3 separate regions of the Mus musculus genome follow, and all the other regions are linked to region 2. Evidence: chromatin loops called from intact Hi-C (ENCODE). Cell type or tissue: left cerebral cortex. All regions are shown on one strand.

Region 1 (2,500 bases), 330 kb after region 2:
TGAAGTTCGCAATGAAGAGCATGCTAACAGAATGTCCCAAAGAGAGTTCTGGATTCAAGAATGGGAAAATTGGGGAGGGATAGTAAACAACCAGAAAGCGCTCCTGTGATGCCATTCCATGACAAATCTCCTAATTCAAGTCACCTTTATAATAGCTCAAGCTTAATTGTGTGTGAAGTAATAACAGTACCTTTCACGTGTGCATCATTTTATATAATACGTATAGACACCACATAATCCAGCAGGCACCAGAGAAACAAGAAATATATATTCTTCCCTGGGGATTAATATGATCCCAGTTCATATTTGTGTTCCTGGGCACAGACTCCACCTTTCATCATTTCCATTTAGTTGACGTATAGGCTTAGGTTTTGAGAGGTTCAGTGATGTTTACAGTTAGAGAACAGTGGGTGAGGAGATCTTCACATACAAGCCTATGCCGCTAGTACAAAAGATCTTAAAAACACTCTCCCATTTATTTATTTATTTATTTATTTATTTATTTATTTATTTATTTAGATGATCAATTCCAATGTATTTGTCAGGTCTCTCAGAGGACGTAACACCTTATTACAGGGTAAGTATCTCCTTTAGAGAACGAAGGTGGTCCATTCCAACTTCGGGAGAGACAATTCATATTATATTTACTGACTCCGGCCTTCTGATCATCCTGAAGATGAGATGGATAAGGCTAGAAGTTACTGGAAGAAGCGCTCACCTCCCACCCCTAGGGAGGCCAGTCTTTCTATACCATCATCGATTCTGTCTCCTGTTGTTTCCGTTTGCAGAGTACTCTGATCACATCTGGCTAAGACCCACACCCACGCTCATGACCCTTTAACTATGTGTACACATTCTCGCATTGGTCTACTTACTCCCTTAACACCTTTCTACAATGTGCTTTACATCAATGGGTTTAAATACGGTAACTGGTCACCAGAGAATCTTCCTGTCTTTATCAGCTTGACACCCACCACATTTTCACTCAAAAGAATTACACTGAACTAATAGACAACCCTGCATCCCTGAAGAAGTAACTGAAAGACAGATTACTAAATCCCTGATCAGCTTAACTGAATGAAGTCCTTCAGCTGGCACCCAGGAACCTGCCTCTTTAATGAGCTTTGTGTTGGCTGTTAGGCACACTAAGGTCTAGGAGCACAAACTACAGTGTGTGTTTATTTCCTGAGATTATTTCTGGTCTTCCCAATACAAGGCAGAATGGGGAAGAGCTCCTCTGCCAGTGTCCCTGCTGTTGGTCAAAGTACAGCCATTCCCGTGGCTCTCAGAAGCAGGCCACCTGTCTCCTGATCACACACCACCCACGCAGGCAGTGACGGAGCAGAACTGAGAACTGCAGCAGAGGCAATAGCTCAGCCTGCCTGCTGTCCCTGTCCCTGTCCACAGCCTGGAGCTCAGCACACTGCACATTAATGAGTCCTATTTTCTACCGCAGCTTCTTTAAAAGCTGCAATATTAACACCTACCGAAATAATTTAACTCTACGTCAGTAGGCTGCCTTCGTCTAAGCAAGAGAGACATTTTTACTGCTTTGCCAGAGAAATTTAACACCCTCCATCTGTGTGTGTCTATGCATACTTATGCACTCACACATACATACCTATACTTTTGTTTTTATCATGAGAAGCAAAGGACACAATCCATGTAACATGCTTAGAACAAAGCCAGTCACTAAAACAGAAATGAAAAAAATCTGTCTTTTCTTCGCTTTCTAGATGTCTTTCCTTTCCTGGACTGTGCCCTGGGAGATTTTTATGTGTTGTCTTTTATGCCCTGCTATCTTCTGGCTCCTGGGTGGTCTTGGTCGACCAGAAGTCCATCAGAGTCTAGTCAAATGGACATGCAGGTTGTAGGGAGTCACAGTAACAAGAGACAGAAGCAATGGCTTGATGGGAAACTGGCCTCCCTGGGGGCAGATGCTTTTTCCACTAACTCGGAAGCAGAGTGTTCTTTTGTAACCTCAAAGCCTACCCAAATGACACATCTCCAACAAGGCCATACCTCCCAATCCTTCCCCAAACAGTCCACCAGCTACAGCCCAAGCATGCAAACACATGAGCCTATGAGGGCAATTTGCATTCAAAGCACCATGTCCCTATGTTTTGGGTCAGGCTTCCCTACTACGCCCTGCAAATCTTCCTTGTGCCTGAAAATCTTCCTGAGCCAAACACACCACGCCCACCTGCTCGCTTCTGTTAGTGTGTCTGGCTGTCATGCACACGTTTATACTTGCTTTATTGAATGTCACCTTCACATTCTTCAAGGAACACGTCACCCCAACTTTACAAATGAGACCATTGATGCTTAAAGGGAAATCTGTTCAAGGTCACCCAGCTAGTGGTTAGGATGTGTTTGGAAGTATTTCAGGACACAAGGCTTAGACTCTCAAAATAAAAAATCTCTTAGGATTGCATGTGGGGGGTGGGGGGACTCATTCTGGAGACTCACGTTGATTATTCCTAGACCCAGTCACAGACTG
Region 2 (2,500 bases):
CTGAGTGTTGCTTGCAGACATGTTTCTTCTGTGGTTGTACTCAGTAGAACATCTACCACCATCTACAAATCTGTGAAGTCAGTTCCTTCCTCCCATTTTTAGGAGGGTTCTGGGAATTGAACTCAGATCATCAGACTTGCATTTACCCACTGAGCCATCCCACCATCCACATCTATCTCCTCCAGACACTAAGCTTTGATATTTTTGGGTGCCATTTAAGTGGACACCTCACATCCCCTCTCTGTGTGTGGTCAACCTAAACAAGACTTTCTCCAGGACTTGACTCTTAGATTCCCTGGGATAAATCTGTGGAAAAAATTTTTGAATGAAATTCTACCACATGGTACTTTATTAAACTGTAACAGCATATACCACAGCGAATATGAGAAGCCCAACTCAGTATCTTCTTACACATTAACAGAAGCACAGGCCACAGGGAAGTTCCAAGAGCAGTCCGGGCCAAAAATTACTTTCTCAAAAAAGGGAATCGGTTTATTCATTAACTCCCGGTTCGTGGTAAACCAAATTGATCCAACGTCCTGCCCCCTATCCTTCTGAGGAATGGAAGTTCATAGCTTGGTTATTAAAAGTCTGGGGGAGGTCTTGTGCGAATGTCCCTAAGCTGGGGCTCTGTGTCACAGAGGACAGCCAGTAATCCTCGGACTAATTTTCAGCGAAATCATCATCATCGTCATCGTCATCGTCATCACCATCACCAATTTCTTATTCGTGTTTGCTTTTAGGTGGTTGAGGGGGTTCTCTCCAGGCCCTCGACGGGGAAAAGTCGGGCACGGAGTCTTCGCGGTGTGCATGTCAGGGCTCGAGTGGAGACCTCTTTCTCTCCCTCTACAGCTTAGGTTTTGGAGCCGTTTGCTTTCCGCGGGAGACTGTAGGGCCTGAGAAAAAGCACACTATCTGTTCCGTGCCTCTTCCTCCCCGACGTAGTGGTCAGGGAGGGCGCCCTGTGAGGAAGCGGGTACTAGGTTTACGTGATCTAGGTAGGATCCTCTAAGATCTGCTGAACCTGGCCTGCCCTGGTGATGGGTAGCTGGGAAGGCATTAGACCCAGCTGTAAATGTGTAATTCTCACCCTTGAACCAGAGCCAACCATGTTCCTCAGAACTCTGCACAAAATCATCTATGCCCACCGCATTGCCCGCTAAGCTACCGCAGTTGCAGCCTCTAAACCGATACACACTCGCCGCCACGAGGGGGCAGCAAAAGCCCGGCTCGCCAACATCCCGCATTGCGTAAAGGCCTCCTGCTGCAGAACTTAAAAAAAAAAAAAAAAAAAAAAAAAAAAAAAAAGATAGAAAGAAAAGTGATGCAGCATAATTTTCCTTTTTAGAGAAATCACCATCCATATAAGGCTCGCAGCTTTAAGGTTGTGGAGTTAACTGGTACAGCCTGGATGAGAACTGTGTTCTGGTTTAGGTTAGGTTAAAAACAAAACAAACAAACAAACAAACAAAAAAAAAACCAAAAAACCAATAAACAGATCCCCAAAGCAAACCACCACTTCTGTATGAAGCATCTTTGGGGAGACTGTTAATTCAGTAATGGACCAGGTGCTTTACTGCTGACAATTCAGTATAGGAAAGACATGCCAGAAGCCCAGGGTGTGGCTTTCAGAGCCCCTCTCTGCCTTCTTGGCAGGGAAGAACATGAAGACTCGGCTTTGGAATTTGGAATTTGGGAGTTCTTGCCGAGACTAAGTGAATCCCAGGCAGGTGTCAGGACGAGGGGGTGGAGCAGTATTCTAATCCAGGATGAGAGGTTCTGGGGCCCCTCTGCTCCTTGGGGAGGTGGTGGGTTGAACGGATGCAAACGCCATACATAATAGCCCTGTTGCACGGCTGCCTCCCAGAGGGAGAAGAAAGGATTGGGACACAGGAAGTACAAGTCTGCTAAGGCTCTGGAAATCTGGGGTCGGCGTCCAGAGACAAAGCGGCACAGACCACCAAGTCCTTAGAAGTTGGGAGCTCCACCCTATTCATTCCCATCCCATATCATCCTTACCTCCCCCCCTCGCCCCGCCCCCACCATCCCTGCTTCCTCCCTGTATAAGCTGCTATTCCAGCAAGATTAAAAAACAAACACAAACCAAAACCCTGGTGTCAAAGTCTTTTAAGAAGCCAGGCCATGCCGGTTAAAGCTGTCACCTCACAGAAGTGTTCTTGCTGAAGACCAGTGCTTCAGCTTGCTTGATGGCTGGCTTAGTCACAGGATTCAGAGGCTCCAAGGAACCAACACAAAAGGCCTTTTGCCATGGACAGGAAGCAGGGCAGCTGCTGGCAGATGCTTCTTCTCTCTCCCATTCTCCCTCTCCTAAGGGCAGGAAAGTGCTGGAGCCCCGTTTTTCCCTCTGTATGGCTCTGTGTGGACAGCTTTCGGGGTGTCCTTGTGAAGTGGGGTGACAGTATCTGTGTTCTGAGTCCTCCCGTCTCCCTTACCTTCTCCGCATCCAGGCTGTTGGGATGAGAGAATTTAGCTTCTCGTT
Region 3 (2,500 bases), 430 kb after region 2:
ATACTGTTGAGATTTCATGGGTACAGCTCTCCTGTCACATCTAGAGACACTATCTAGCAGCAGGGATCCTGGTCCTTTACTCATAGTCTTTCTTCCTCTTCTCCCATGATTTTCCCTGAACTTAAGATGTAGAGATTAGGATTGCAGATGTAACAGTCATGGCTGAACACCCAGTGGTCACTTATTCTCTGAATTTCAACCAGTTTCAGATCTCTGCAATAGTCTCTATCTGTTGCAAAAGGGAGCTTCTTTGATGACGAATGAGAACTACACTTGCCCATGGGTATAAGGATATGTATTTAGTTAGTTAGAAACTATATTGACTTAGGGGAATGGAAGTTTTTTTTTTTTAATCAAATGGTTCAATCCTATTGTTGAATCCCAACATTTATTTTTATTTGTTCTTTCCGTTGGATTTAATTAGCTGTTTTTGATTTCTCAGATACTGAGTTTTAAATTATGAGTTTCTAGAGAAACTGATCAATCTTTCAGTACAAGGGAATATCAGTGCTTCAGAAAAAAGGTTTTTTTCCCATTTTTTTCTATCTTTTATGTCACTTTTTAACTGTTACTTTAAGTCACAACCATGCTGCTCATTGGATGGAGAGCCTTGAACAAATCATTTTCTTTCTCAAGAGTCTGTTCCTATCAGAAAACCCATTGCTATGCATTTCCATCCACTTCAGGGACTGCTGTACTGTGAAGAAGTGCAGGGAGGAAGGCCAGCATCACATACACAATAGCTGGGTCTGAAGGACCCCAGCAGAAACAGCAGAAGAGAGGCGATGAGAATCCAAACCTGGTTCAAGTACCTGAGCTCAAGTGGTCCTTCTTGGTGTGGAAACAGGGCTGCTTTGTTAGGCTGTTCACTAAGGTCTCCACCCAACAAAGGCTCCTCTCCTCTCCCCATCCCAGAAGAACTCTTGATCCTTCTCTTTGCTTGTACTTTCTACTTTGGCTGTGGGAAATACCACTTCCTTTTAGCCAAAGAGGGGTGTCATTGGTCTTACGTGAGTGTTCTCTATAGATTATTCCATTCCTAGTGCACATGGGGCCAAAATCCCTGAGGACTTGTTAGCCATTACTGAGAACAAAGTGAATCTCTAGAACTCAAGAATAAGAGAGGAAACTATCTATGACTTGCCTTTCTCCCATGTTATCTCTTACTCTTGTTAACTAAAAGCCATTGACACCAAACCTCATCATAAAATTGGACAGAGCTCAGTTGCAGAAACCATGGACCTGGGGAAAAACACAGCCCAGCTGAAGTAAGAATAGATAAAAGAAGGAAAAGCTTTCTCTATGGAATTCCTGGTTTTAGACTAAGATGAATTTGCATAGCGTTCTCTTGGTGAGATTTACTGAAAACCTGCAAATGATGGTGTGCTTAGAAAATATACTCCCTCATCTCTGTTGCTGCCTCCGATGGAAGGCAGGCTCATCATCTGTCTGTACTGGCAGGGGCTGCTGACACTCTGCATTTCTCTACCACGGTATTTAAATGAATCTCAATAAAATCAAGATTCCTTTTATATTGAGATTACTCATCGCTCCTGCCTTCCAACCTCCTAACATTTTTCCACCCCCAGAAGCAGTTGTACCCAGTGGGAGGAGGGAATCTGGGACAAATTACTTTGTCATTCTGTGCCTTTCTGTCCCCTGTACATGGGAGAATAATCGTACCTCTCTGTAGATTATTCCTTCTGTTACATCCTCCCCCAACATGTCATAATTCCCTTTCTTCTCAGGCATCACTTCTGTGAGGAGACAATGGGTATCTGTACTTCCCAAGACCTGTAGTCTTGAAAGCATTAACTGTGTCTCGCTCTGATCACACTATTGCTCACCTCTACCACAACGCCTAACATTGAGTATACAGTTTTGCCTGACCCCAGGACAACAAACACAGTCAGTTCCCACTATCCATGACAATCAATCTTCACAAAGTCACTGCAAGCAATGACAACTGATGGCTAATGACAACTGATGGCTCCAAGAAGACATGCCGGGCTAGATGCCTGTCTGGTCACATTTCTGTCACCTGATCAATACATAACCCTTTGATTTTGATTAAAGAGACCTCATTTGATATGCACAGGAATTATGTTTACTGACATTGGGCTCAGAGCCATTTGCTCTTGCTCAAATAATGTCCTTCCAGCTCCAAGGTCCAGCCTCCATTCAAGTTTGAGTTCTGAGTGGAGGACTGTCCCTCCTCCTTTCCTAGTCTCCCCCTCACTTGTTCAACTCCCCCACTTCCTTCCAGGTCTTCCAAGTCACCATATATCATTGTCCTAGATGGATTTCTGTTGCTGTGATAAACACCATAATCAAAAGCAACTTAGAGGAGAAAAAGATTTATTTCAGCTTCTACTTCCACGTCATAGTTCAGCACCCAACTATGGTCAGAAATGGAAACAGAAACTTGAGGAAAACACTACCCCCTGGTTCTCTCTGACTCAGGCTAAGTTGGCTTTCTAATACAACCCAGGTCCACCTG

What was found. A loop is a pair of places that touch in the nucleus more often than their neighbours do. Peaks named below come from ENCODE experiments on the same cell type or tissue, not always from the same donor. Only the 100,000 strongest peaks of a DNase experiment are listed, where the experiment ranks them.
Region 1: it touches region 2 in a loop (2.3-fold over the local background); 3 of 42 quality-filtered maps call a loop at or near these places.
Region 3: a loop joins it to region 2, with 4 times the contacts of the local background. A loop is called at or near these places in 4 of 42 quality-filtered maps.

The regions. Positions count from the first base shown.
Region 1 is chr1:164,786,814-164,789,313 of GRCm38, reverse strand. No RefSeq gene overlaps it. Among named protein-coding and RNA genes, the nearest start is that of Dpt, 8.6 kb to the left of the region's middle. In left cerebral cortex, a CTCF peak has its summit at 1,480; DNase peaks (open chromatin) are centred at 1,344 and 2,220; H3K27ac peaks cover 1,653 bases.
Region 2 is chr1:165,119,256-165,121,755 of GRCm38, reverse strand. No RefSeq gene overlaps it. Among named protein-coding and RNA genes, the nearest start is that of 4930568G15Rik, 29 kb to the right of the region's middle. In left cerebral cortex, a CTCF peak has its summit at 1,203 (motif pointing right); DNase peaks (open chromatin) are centred at 1,221, 1,729 and 2,204; H3K4me3 peaks cover 357 bases; H3K27ac peaks cover 827 bases.
Region 3 is chr1:164,688,554-164,691,053 of GRCm38, reverse strand. No RefSeq gene overlaps it. Among named protein-coding and RNA genes, the nearest start is that of Dpt, 110 kb to the left of the region's middle. In left cerebral cortex, a CTCF peak has its summit at 1,444; a DNase peak (open chromatin) is centred at 1,522; H3K27ac peaks cover 1,593 bases.